Linked DNA regions of Homo sapiens: region 2 is linked to region 1. A link is a contact called in ENCODE Hi-C or POLR2A ChIA-PET data. All regions are on one chromosome and are shown on one strand. Each heading gives the region's core, a stretch centred on a gene start or an enhancer-like site at or near the end of the contact. The rest is flanking DNA. Distances are from core to core; before and after follow the strand shown. Region 1 holds the start of ACER3 (alkaline ceramidase 3). Region 2 holds the start of AQP11 (aquaporin 11).

Region 1 (6,353 bases), core at 2,685-5,184:
TGAACAGGTGGATCACTTGAGGTCAGGAGTTCGAGACCAGCCTGGCCAAAATGGTGAAACCCCGTCTCCACTAAAAATACAAAAATTAGCCAGGCGTGGTGGCATGCGCCTGTAATCCCAGCTACTTGGGAGGCTGAGGCAGGAGAACTGCTTGAACCCAGGGGGTGGAGGTTGCAGTGAGCCGAGATCGCGACACTGCATTCCAGCCTAGGCAACAGAGCGAGACTCTACCTCAAAAAAAAAAAAAAAAAAAAATACCCATTCCATATTATGAGTTATGTGACAAAAAGGCAAGCACTGTTTTAATTACTCTTGATAAGTGATTTTTATAAACAAAATAGTTTATTTCTCAATGTTTTTAATGTTTTAAAGTATACTAAATAAATATGCTTACTTTTTTCATTTCCCTACATATTCATAACCAACAGTAAGAGAGTTTACAATGTTTGACAAAAAGTTTTAAAGATCACAGAACAATCATAACTTTTCCCATTGATTATTAACATAGTGTTACCTGGTTTTAACTTGCACAGTCATTTGTGTGGTCCCACACTATGATGCAAAGCAAGGACTGCCTGTACCTCTAACTTCTGGCAGGTCAAGGGGCTTATTATTTCACAATGAGAGACCTTTTCCTCTGGTCTTTACAATATGCTCAAACAAAAGGAATTTAAACTGATCTTGGCTGATGCTAGGAAGACAGTTTTCGGGTGCTGAAAGTGACTGAGAACTACTGCCATATCTGAATATGCAATTCCCCAAACACTTCATTATTCCCTAAAATACATATATTCTAATGCTGAAAGATAGTTGAAAGATGGTTGAGTAAACTGAATAGTTGTTCAATTTGTCCTGTGTGATAGCATAGTATTTCATATCTGTCTTCCTTTCTTGAATATAGGGGCAAAACAATGAATGTGTGATAGAAGTAATGATGGAGAGGTAACATGGATAGTAGCTTTAGAGTCAGACTTCAATGTGAACACTATCTCTACATCACTTACTGTAATCTTAGGTAAATTATTTCTTAGAACTTCAATCTCCTTATCTTTGAAATGGGGATAATAATACCTTCTTTTTGAAATTACTGTAAAGATCAAAAGAGATAAGATATATGAAGTGCTTAGCAAAGTGTAGTACAAGTGACCACTTAGATAATAGCTATTATTACATTATCCTTAATATTACCATCAATACTATTGTTAATGTAAATACTATCGTGATGTTAATATTGCACTTGCTTTAAACACATATTTTAAACATATTATTATTAATCAGCATATTTTTCAAAGATCAAATTATCTTAGTCCAAGATATATTACTGTAGATACTCATGACTTGCTATGGTAAGATGACTTGACCTCAACTTCCTCCAGATGATTTTCTCCCAAGGTGCATGCGCAAAGGGCTGCAAACATTCACTCATCCTCTTCTTGCAACCCCTCTGATTCCTATGTCAAAACCCTCCCTGCAGTCTGCTCAGAGTTTCCTCTTCTGAGCACATTGAGAACAAATGTCATTTCCCATTTCTCAGAGCTATCTGCCAGAACACAGTATCTTGCTCTCTCAGAGTCCACATGACTTACCGCCAGTTTTCTCTCTTTGCATTTTTTATATTTTTTTTGTAGAAATAGGGTCTAACTCTTGCCCAGGCTGGAGTGCAGTGGCATAATTACAGCTCACAGCAACCTTGAACTCCTGGGCTCAAGTGATCTTCCCACCTCAGTCTCCTAAGTAGCTGGGACTACAGGCACAAACCACCATGCATATCTAATTTTTTTTATTTTTTATGGAGACAGGGTCTCACTATGTTGCCCAGGCTGGACTCAAACTCCTGGCCTCAAGCAGTCCTCCTGCCTTGGCCTCCCAAAGTGCTGGGATTACAGGCATGGGCCACGATGCCCAGCCCAGTTTTTTCTTGGTTCTAAACTAAGAGTCATTATTACCTACATAGACCCATAAAGCTGCAACTAAGGCCAGCCCCTTTTCTCTATTAAATAATTTTTTCCTTCGAAAATATTGAGTTCATTGAACAATGTCTGATTTAACACTTTCAGTGACAGAAAGTCCTCTGTCCCCCAAGTCAACCTTTCCCATATCATTGGTGAGAAGGTTTTTCCTTATATTGAAGCAAACTTTTCCCCATTACAGTTAGTTTCTGCCCATATGCCCTAATTCCAGATTCCAAATAAATTAAAAAAAAATTATTCTATATGATAGCCCATCCAATATTTGAAGACTCTTGAATTCCTCTTTTCCATGTTACACATTTCCAGCGCAGAGTGCATGGTTTTACATCTCTTTCCTCGTGGTCATGGTTCTCTGGACCAGGCATGGGCTTGCCAAAGTGATCTAACAACAAACTGGTAAAGCGCTTCCTTTGCCAACATGTGGGTTCCCAAGTAATTGTATTACAAATGATCCCTTTGCCAATATTTCTCCATGATTATGTAAAAATTATTAATTTAATAGTTGAAGAAAAGTGACTCTTAGCCTAAATCATGGTCATAAGAGAATAGTACTAAAGTCCTGAAAACTGCAAAAAGTGTTCTTTTTTTTTTTTTTTGAAACTTAGCCAATTACCAGAACAGAATAAAGTGGGACCATTTGTCATGATATGCTTGCCTCTTTCCTACAAAGCCATGCACAGATGCCTGAGAACAGGACTCAACAATGAGAAGGTTAGCTAAGAAGAGTTTCACTTCACGTCCTGAGAAGTAGATCCAACTAAAAGAAGGCAGTAATCATTAGCCAAAGGATAGTCTTTGCACTTTGCCAGAAGCAGGTACCTAAAAGAAGGATCAAATATTGTGCTCTCAAAACCTGATTAAATGATAGAAAAAGAAGTGGCAGATTTCTCCTAGCCTGGCAGGAAAAATCGTCTAGGAAAACAGACAGACACCCACATAGGCACACAGAACAAGCCCAACCTGACCAGCAGTGCCTGACAGAGCAGCCGCTAAAGAAGAATGCTTAAATCCTCAGAAGGTGCAGTCGGTGGAAGTAGTGTCCTCAGATGACCCCTAACTCCTAGATAGTTGGATAGGACAGAATGGAGCAGGGACTTGGTCCTCTGTGCTCTTGGGAGCCTGGCAGGGGCAGAAGGTACAGGCTAGGTGCAAGATGCCTTCGACTCCTGGTGCAAGATGACAGTTGAATAATCATACTCAGAGAGCAGATGACCTCTGGTACTTGAAGACATCCTGGGGGATAGGGGTGGGATGGTTCAGATCTCAGACTAGTGAAACTGTTCCCTGGAGGTGAGCAAGGAGGTCTAATATTCCAGTGAAAAGGGAAGGGAAAGACGGTAGAATTCTCACGGATTGGGGGAAAGACGAAGCTAGGAACTGTACCCTTCTGGTGGTGGCAACAGCAGAGCAGGTGTCCTGGGCCCTCATTCCAAGGGGCAGGGTCCTCCACTCTCCCAGCCTGGCCCCACTCCGCTCTCGGGCAGGAATTCCCATTCCCAACCCGGCTCTTCAGGCTTTCCCCCTTAGGTCCAGCAGGGGCTCCCCACTTCCCACTGCTCTTCTGCCCCCCCAATCCTCAGGCCCCCTTCCTCCCTCCCAGACCCCGGTACTCCTCCCTCTACACACTGGACTCCCGGCCCGCTCCTCTCAGCCTCCCGCTGGCCCAGGGCGCCGCATTCCAGCTCCCGGGGCCAGGCCTGGCACCTCCCTTCGCGGCCAGGTTCGCTCTTTGCCTTCCTCACACGGCGTCTCCTCAGCCCGGTGCCCTCTCGCCCCCACTCCCCTCCTCAGGCCACACTCACAGAACTCGGCGATGTACCAGGTCACGGAGTAGTTCTCCTCGCACCAGTCCAGCGTGGAGGTCGTGGGGCCCCAGTAGCCCTCTCGGTCCGCGGCCGGAGCCATCACGCCGCCGCCGCCGCCGCCCAGGCGCTCCGCTCACTGTGCCGGGTTAGGCTGGCGACCAGGCCGGCTCCGGCCCAGCCCGCGCGCTCGCTCGCGCCCCGCCCGGCCCTGCCTCCCCGAGGGGCGGGGCCTGGCGCCGTTACTGACACTGCCCTGACGGAGGCCCCGCCCACCGGCGCCGCTGGGCCGCGGGGCCGGGCCAGGCCCGACCTGGTGTAAGGCCCACTCGGAGGGCGCCGGCTGGCCCCGCCCCTCTTCACCCTTGGGCGGGGCAGGGGCGTGATCCAGGAAGGAGCCGGGGGCCTGGGCTTCCTGGCCGGTGCAGACACGCCAATGGCCGTAGGTTGGGGGTTCCTGACATCCCAGAGGCTATATTCTGTCAGGATGTGCCAGAGCCTCTATTTGTGTGCGTGTGGTTTGATTTAATCGGGGCGGGGGTGGGATGAATACTTCTATCAAGCCCTTGCTTGATTAAACCTGTGCGGCGAAGCGCCTCTATGTCTTCCATTGAGCCACAGGCCTCAAATGGAGCCCCAAAACAGAGTACCCCCAACCAATCCCCGTGATTCTCAGGAAATAAACCGTGATTTTCTGATAAAGGTGTAAGTGTCTCTTCGGTACAAAGGGAAAGGGTGAACAACCCAGGACCGAAAAAAAAAAAGTAGGTTCTGAGATCCTAAAAAAAAAGAATGCTGCTAGCTAGAGCACTAAAGCAAAGTTTCCCTGCTTCGTTTGGGCCTCCAAGCACAGAGGTTTCCACGTTCTAACTATAATTGTGCCCTGCTCTTCAGGCAACCAACAGCCTACCCCTACTTCCAACTTCAAGTCTAATACTCCCAGCCCCCGTCTGGGAGTATCGTAGACGGCAAAACCCCGTGTCTACGAAAAATACAAAAATTAGCTGGGCGCGGTGGCTCAGACGTGTGGTCCCAGCTACTTGAGAAGCTGAGGTGGGAGGATCACTTGAGCCCCCGCGGTGGAGATTGCATGCAGTGAGCTGAGACTGTGCCAATCCAGCCTGGGAGAACAGAGCGAGACCCTGTCTCTAAATAAATAAATAAATAAATAAATAAATAAATAAATAAAAAGTCTAGTACTCCACAGGTCTGCCAGAGAGCTCTTCCTAAAACAGATGCAACCACCCTTGCCCCTAGTGTTCAGCTACACCAAACTCAAACTTTCCCCTCTCCTAGAATGCGCTGGGTCACCTGCCTTTGCTCCCACAGTTCAACTGGGACAGCCTAACTCTCTTCTCCGTTTGACCAACTCCCCACTCTTCTTTTAAAATCCAGCTCTCTGAAGCCATCCCAGATGTTTACACCCTAGAGCTTCCTTGCCCTTTGTTCACATCCTACTGTGCTACATCCTGATCAGAGACCTTGCTTTCCCTTCTTTATGGTCTTAGTATTAGGACTCTGCCTGAATACACAGTAAGAAATGAAGAGTAAAAATGAAGGATGATACAACTGCTATTTTCTAAATAAATAAGTCAGATGTGGTGCAAGTCAAAGGTAAAAGAGAGGACAAGGAGAGATGAAGAGCCCACAGCCTTTCTACAAAATAACCATAGCCAATTAGCAGGAAATAGATGCAGAACTTTTATTTGCTAGGTGCAAAACCTAGGGAAGCAGTGTATCTTTTTTTTTTTTTTTTTTTTTTTTTGAGACAGTCTTGCTCTGTCGGCCAGGCTGGAATGCACTGGCATGATCTCAGCTCACCGCAACTTCCGCCCCCTGGGTTTAAGCGATTCTCCTGTCTCAGCCTCCAGAGTAGCTGGGACTACAGGTGTGCACCACCACGCCCAGCTAATTTTTGTATTTTTAGTAGAGACAGGGTTTCACCTTGTTGGCCAGGCTGGCCTCGATCTCTTGACCTCGTGATTCACCCGCCTCGGCCTCCCAAAGTGCTGGGATTACAGGCGTGAGCCATCGCACCCGGCCGGAAGCAGTGTATTTTAATACGAATAGTAGCCTCTCTGAAATTTTTCTTTTTTGAGACAGAATCTCGATCTGTCGCCCAGGCTGGAGTGCAGTGGTGCCATCTTGGCTCGCTGCAACTTCTGCCTTCCGGGAATCGTGCCTCAGTACCCCCTCATCCCCATAGCTGGGATTACAGGAGGCTGCCACCACACCTGGCTAATTTTTGTATTTTTAATAGAGACGAGATTTCACCATGTTGGCCAGGCCAGTCTTGAACTCCTGACCTTGAGTGATCCACCCTCCTTGGCCTCCGAAAGTCCTGGGATTACAGGCCTGAGTTACACCCTGCCTGGCCTGAAATTTTTATTTTGAATGTCATTGAGCTTCTACTATATACCAGGCCCTGTTTGGCTGCCTGGGTGCTAGGACCACACAGAGGTAAACATGAAAGATCCAAGAAGGCCGTCTCCAGAGAGATAAAAGCCATTGAGGTGTGGGGAAACATCTATTTCTAGTCACTTTATCTCATATTCTAAAACTTCCGTTTTGTTTATGTGTT
Region 2 (6,498 bases), core at 3,094-5,593, 730 kb before region 1:
TCCAGTGTCTGCCAAATTTATTTGGCAACAACATCATTTTGTAACTTAAAAATTGTATAAATTATGGTGAAATATATATATACCATAAAGTATGCCATTTTAGCCATTTTTAAGTGTATAAGTCATTGGTGTTACATTCACCATGCTGTTTCACCAGCAGCACCATTTCCAAAGGTTTTCATAACATAAACAGAAACTTTGTACCCATTAAACAATAAGTCCCCATTCCTCCCTCCTCCCCACAGTCCCTGGTAACTCTATTCTACTTTCTGTCTCTATGAAGTTGCCTAATCTAGATATTTTGTATATGTAGAGCCATACAGTATTTGTCTTTTTGTGTCTGGCTTATTTTGCTTGGCATATTGTTTTTGAGGTTCATTCATGTTGTAGTATACATCATAACTTCATTCCTTTTTATGGCTGAATATATTCAATTGTGTATAGTTTTGTTAACTTTTGAGGAGCACACTGTGGAAATGCTGATAATGAATCCGTATGAGCTTTAGTGCCAGTTGGAACCATAGTTCTAACACAGTCTAGTTATGTAAGCTTAGATAAGTCATTTCACTTTTCTGGGCCTCACTTACTTTACTTAAAATGGGAAGAATATATTCATCGATGGGTTGTTTTTTTTTGTTTTTGTTTTTTTTTGAGACGGAGTCTCGCTCTCTCGCTCTGTCTCCCAGGCTGGAGTGCAATGACTCGATCTCGGCTCACTGCAAGCTCTGCCTCCCGGGTTCATGCCATTCTCCTGCCTCAGCCTCCCCAGTAGCTGGGACTACAGGCACCCGCCACCATGCCTGGCTAATTTTTTTGTATTTTTTAGTAGAGACGGGGTTTCACCGTGTTAGCCAGGATAGTCTCGATCACCTGACCTCGTGATCTGCCCGCCTCGGCCTCCCAAAGTGCTGGGATTACAGGCGTGAGCCACCGCGCCCGGCCGATGGGTTGTTGTAAGAATTAATTAAGATAACTCTCATAAATTTCCTTGCAAAATGCTTGGCCTATAACAGCTGACAACTGAATATTCTTATCTCCCTTATATTGGCAGAAAACAAACAAAGGGAAGATCATACTGCATTATAAATTTCTGTAACTAATAGTAATCAACAATTGTCTATTTTGTTCTACCCATGCAAACAGACTCTAGCACTGTCCAATCCTGTACCCACTAGCTACAGCACAATTTGACAACTGACCACTTGAAATGTGGCTACTCTGAATCTAATTTCAGTTAATTTAAGTGTAAACAGCCACATGCAGCTAGTGGCTACTGAATTGCACAGTGCAGGTCTAGACTCCTAAAGCAGTGCTTCTTTACCTTGGTTTCATAATGGGATCACCTGTGAAGCTTTACAATACACCGCTGCCTAGGCCCCTTGCCAGAGCAATTGGATTTTAATCTGTGGGCCCAGAACAAGGACGTTTAAAGAGCTCCCCAGGTGATTTTAATACAGAGAGAAACACTGCTCTAGTGTTCCCTTTATACTCTCCCTCTCCCCCATCAATTAGTACCCTCATTTCAAGAAAAAAAGGGCAGTGTTTTTGATCTGTTGATATTTTATAGATACTTCTAATAACTTTCCTTATATCTATGACTGGATCTATAACTCCAAGTATTATCTGTGTCTCTTCTCTCAAATTTTTTGTCACTGATAAAATAGGGAATGGCTAATATATACAGTATTATCTATGGAATCATAAATATGTATTAAAAGTAGACAGAAAGAATATCAACTTCAGGTTAATCAAGAGAGGGAAGAGGAACATAGGTATTGAAAAATCCAACTGTAGTTAATGTTCTATTGATGTAAAAATTCTTTTTTAAGTTTTTACTGCTTTTAATTGTAGAAATAAAGAGCTAAACCATAGCATAACTCTTTTTGCAGTGACAATTCTGTTCATATACAGGGGATGTTTCTGCTTTAGCTAAAATCTAAAACTTCAATAAATAAGCAACTACCCACCAATCCCTCAAATATGCCTGTACTTGTCACTCTTTTTCTCTTTTTCTTTTTTTTTTTCTTTTGAGACAGACAGGGTCTCTATAACCCAGGCTGGAGTGCAGTGGCACTATCACAGCTCACCACAATCTCAACCTCCTGGACTTGGGTGATCCTCCCACCTTAGCCTCCCAAGTAGTTGGGACTACAAGTGCGCACCAGCACGCCCGGCTAATTTTTGTATTTTTTGGAGAGATGGGATTTCTCTTATGTTGCCCAGGCTAGTCTCGAACGCCTGGGCTCAAGCGATCCACCTGCCTTGGCCTCCCAAAGTGTTGGGATGACAGGTGTGAGCCACCGTGCCCGGCCCCCTTCACTCTTCTATACCACTTATTTCCATTTATGTCTACTTAAAAAGTGGTACTAGACCTAAAGAAGGGGAAATTGATTGGGAAGGCTTGCTTTCTTTCTTTTTTTTGAGACAGAGTCTCACTGTTGTCGCCTGGGCTGGAGTAAAATGGCGCGATCTCAGCTCACTGCAACCTCCGCCTCCCGGGTTCCAGCAATTCTCCCGCCTCAGATTCCCGAGTAGCTGAGATTACAGGCGCCCACCACCATGCCTGGCTAAATTTTTTTTGTATTTTTAGTAGAGACGGGGTTTCACCATGTTGGCGAGGCTGGTCTCAAACTCCTGACCTCAGGTGATCCACCCACCTCGGTCTCCCAAAGTGCTGGGATTACAGGCGTGAGCCACCGCGCCCGGCTGAAGGCTTTCATTTTTACCCTAGAAGGTCAAGTACGTGTTTAGGAGTCCTTATCTTGAAGTTTGCTTCTAGTCATTGTTTCACTTTTAATGGGCAGAAGATTATTACCACAAATTTCCTTTGTTGTTATTTCTGCCTCCACAGTCTTTTATAATTTAGATGTAGTCCCAATAAAGATATTCTGTTGTAATCATTTAAAATGACACATTTCATCATTAAATACTTGTGTTTTGGATTTCCTCCTCCCACTTAGGACTAGATTGCCCACTGCATCTGAGATCTGTCAAAGTAAACAAATGGTTTAAAAGAAATCAACAGATTTCTCAAGAGTTATATTTTAAAAAGCATCTTTAATTTGAAGCAAGTTATCATTTAAACATTTTTCTTAATAGGTCACTTAAAAGTTCATGTATAACTCAAAATGAATTATTAAGGAAATAAGAAATTTCATAACTCAAAATGAATTATTAAGGAAATAAGAAATGACTTTAAATCATTTATAGGACTAAAATGGAACTACAAAATTTCTACCCTCCGCTCTTATACTAACCAATCATGTGCCTTGTGCTTTAAATCGAAAGGAACTTTGTAAAGCCAGGATCATTTTTCAGTAAGAGTATCCGAAACGATCTATACCACCTTGGCATGAAGAAAGAGGCAGTTAATAAGTTATCTTTCCTTTCTACCATTAAAACAATCCCTTTGTAGGATATCTGAACCCTTGGCAATATCTCACAGTATCTCAGTTTCAGCACAGAGGTGGCTCCTTTCTCTGGGTGTTCAAAGCAGCACTGCATGAAGGCTCTACGTGTCGGCCCTACTGGTTAAGAACGGGCTGCAAAATGGTTAGAATAACGGGGATACCAGCATTTACATCATAGCGGGATAGACGGTTTCAAATGTATTTTAGTAAAGAACTTACAGCCTCATGTCATAGAGGCTCTGGAAGTGCCAAGTATTTGGTGAGAATGACAAACCTGCATAGACCAAAAAGGTGATGAGTGCAGCCAGCAGGTGGATACGAAGCTTGGTTCGGACTTCCTGGAAGTGCAGCAGAGCGCTGTGGAAGAGAAAGGAGCAGACGGCCTCTGTGATGACCGCTTTGAGCAAGTCGACTCGGATGGGATTCTTGCAAGCGAAGCTCCTCTCGCTGACGTGATACTGGGTCAGACCCAAGCTCCACAAGGCGCTTGTGCAGTACCTGCTGCACAGGGCACTAACCAGCTGAGCCAATAGCCTCACCGCACCCGTCTCGGGGGACATGCCCCCCAGCATCATCTGCATCATCACGCCGCACGGGTTGCTGGACGTGCCCACCAGAGTCAGGCCATGCACAAGCGAGAAGAAGTAGACGAGCGTCAGCGTCCAGGTGGGGTGCGCGGGGTGCTGTTCGCTCAGCAGTTGCAGCTCGTGGGTGCAGCAGCAGAGCTGGAAGGTGGCTAGAAACTCCAGGACGAAGGCGTGGGCCACCGGCCTGTGCAGCTGCTGCCGGGCGACTACGCGGGCCAGCCCCATGAGCAGCACCACCGACAGCATCAGTCCCAGCGAGGTGCAGGTGTCCTGCAGCTCGGACCGGAGCCCCAGCAGCGGCGACATGGCTCCGTCGCCGCCTGAGCGGGTTGCGGGCTCCGGCTCTGGGTAGGAGGCGGTCTCCAGGCCCGAGTCCGAAGTCCGCAGCCCCTCCCCTCCTCACGCCCCTCGGGGCGGGACGAGCGGGAGGCTCCCGAGCGGCACACTTAAGAAGTCCTCCCCGCCTCCCCGGCTTGGCGCTGGGGTGTTGGAACCAGAGCCGAGGAGGCGGGGAGGCGGGGAGGCGGGGAGGCGCGGGGAGGCGCGGGGAGGCGAAGGGAGGTAGCCTAGGGCGCCGGCCGCAGGGCCAACGGTCAGCCGAGCCCACCGCGCACTCACCCTCCGCAGTCTCCCTCAGGGCCTTGTAGGCGGGCGCGGCGGCGGAGGGCCGGCGCGGCGCGGTCGACGCAGCGCTCTTGGTGCCCACTGCGCACGCGTGCTGCGGCCCTTGCGCCCCTGCGGGCGGTGACACCCGGACCACGGGGCGGAGAGGAGCGGCACGGCGCGGCGGAGCTCTGATGGTTGCTTTGCAGCGAGGACCTTAGAGTTTTTCTTTCCCCGCTCCACACTGTAAAACCGTGGAGCTGGAAAGACCGCTGAAGGCCATCTCACATAGCCACCTCGTTTTTATCAATGGGCGACTGAAATTGAGAGGGGAGACGCGGCGCAGGGGGCGGGTGAGTTAGTGGGCGTAGACCGGTGCGCAGGGCCTCCTGGAGCCTTGCTTTTCTTCACCTGCCAAAAAACATTTCTAAAAATGGTGGTAATATATGCCAGATAAAATTCGCCACTTTAATCAATTTAAGTGTATATTTCAGTGGCATCGATTACCCTCACAGTGTTGTTCAACAGTCACCTCTTTTTTCCAGAACTTGAGCGGTGATTCTTCAAAGTGTAGCCTAGTTTTAGCATGTGACTGTCTATAACCTTTGGCATGAACTCTTTACGTATAATATGAAACAGTTGTGTCTTACTGTTACATGCACTCTTCGTGAAGAGGAAACAACAGGTAACTGGAGAGGTCTGTTTCCAAGAACTGGGGGTCCTGGCGCACCTCTTCCATCTGCTTTGAAAGCAGGAATACGGCTGCGTGAGGTGGAGCGCGTCCGGAGTCCCAGCACGGAGAGGCTTAGGTGGGAAGACCGCTTGACCCCAGGAGTTCCAGGCTGCAGTGAGCTGAGATCGCGCCACTGCACCCCTGCCTGGGCCACAGAGCGAGACGCTGTTTTTAGAAACAAAAACAACAACAAAAACCGGGCGCGGCTGGGCGCGGTGGCTCACGCCTATAATCCCAGCACTTTGGGAGGCCGAGGCGGGCGGATCACCGGAGGTCGGGAGTTCGAGACTAGCCTGACCAACATGAGAAACCCCCGTCTCTACTAAAAATACAAAATTAGCCGGGCATGGTGGCGCATGCCTGTCATCCCAGCTACTCGGGAGGATGATGCAGGAGAATCGCTTGAACCCGGGAGGCAGAGGTTGTGGTGAGCCTAGATCGCGCCATTGTACTCCAGCCTGGGCAACAAGAGCGAAACTCCGTCTCAAAAACAACAACAACAACAACAACAACAACAACAAACCAGTCAAACAAACAAAAAACAAAACATGAAAGCCACTTAGTACAGTTCCCAATACGTAGAAAATATTCACTAAGTGGTAGCTTACAGTGGAAACAGCAGGTTTCAGCAGCCAGAGTGCACGGCTCTTGCCACCGCATTCCAGTCCCAACAGCTTGTCCCCTGGGGTGGCCCATTGTAGGTGCAGCACTTTGGGAGTCCGAGGCAGGCGGATAACGAGGTCAGGAGTTCAAGACCAGCCTGGCCAACATAGTGAAACCCCGTCTCTACTAGAAATACAAAAATTAGCTGGGCATGGTGGTGCGCACATGTAGTCCCAGCTACTCGGGAGGCTGAGGCAAGAGAATCCCTTGAACCCGGGAGGTGGAGGTTGCAGTGAGCCAAGACAGTGCCACTGCACTCCAGTTTGAGCAACAGAGTGAGACTTCGTCTAAAAAAAAAAAAAATTCTTTCACAAGACACAAACTAGTAGAAAATCAAGACCTTTTCTCTTTCCTGTGTTGATTGCCTGGCCAGAAAGAATTTAAATTAGAATTATTTATTATTATTATTTTTTTAAGACAGAGTCTCGCTCTGTCTCCCAGACTGGAGTGTAATGGCGTGATCTCAGCTCACTGCAACTTCTGCTCCCGGGTTCACGCCATT

Evidence for each region. A loop is a pair of places that touch in the nucleus more often than their neighbours do. ChIA-PET counts read pairs that join two places held with the same protein, here RNA polymerase II (POLR2A). Pooled maps may share reads with other maps.
Region 2: a map with no recorded cell type shows a loop between it and region 1 (5-fold over the local background). The contact joins the promoter of AQP11 here to the promoter of ACER3 in region 1. A Hi-C loop is called at or near these places in 1 of 37 single-sample maps with no recorded cell type and 5 of 50 pooled maps. POLR2A ChIA-PET finds 5 or more read pairs at or near these places in 1 of 52 experiments (Panc1).

What each region holds. Positions count from the first base shown.
Region 1 is chr11:76,858,499-76,864,851 of GRCh38, reverse strand. It overlaps ACER3 (alkaline ceramidase 3), which reads right to left and starts at 3,934. Exons shown (of 11, transcript NM_018367.7): 1 at 3,773-3,934. The coding sequence starts at 3,875. RefSeq lists silencers at 3,862-4,121, 4,162-4,261.
Region 2 is chr11:77,587,798-77,594,295 of GRCh38, reverse strand. It overlaps AQP11 (aquaporin 11), which reads right to left and starts at 4,343. Exons shown (of 3, transcript NM_173039.3): 1 at 3,685-4,343. The coding sequence starts at 4,303. RefSeq lists silencers at 1-85, 4,367-4,996.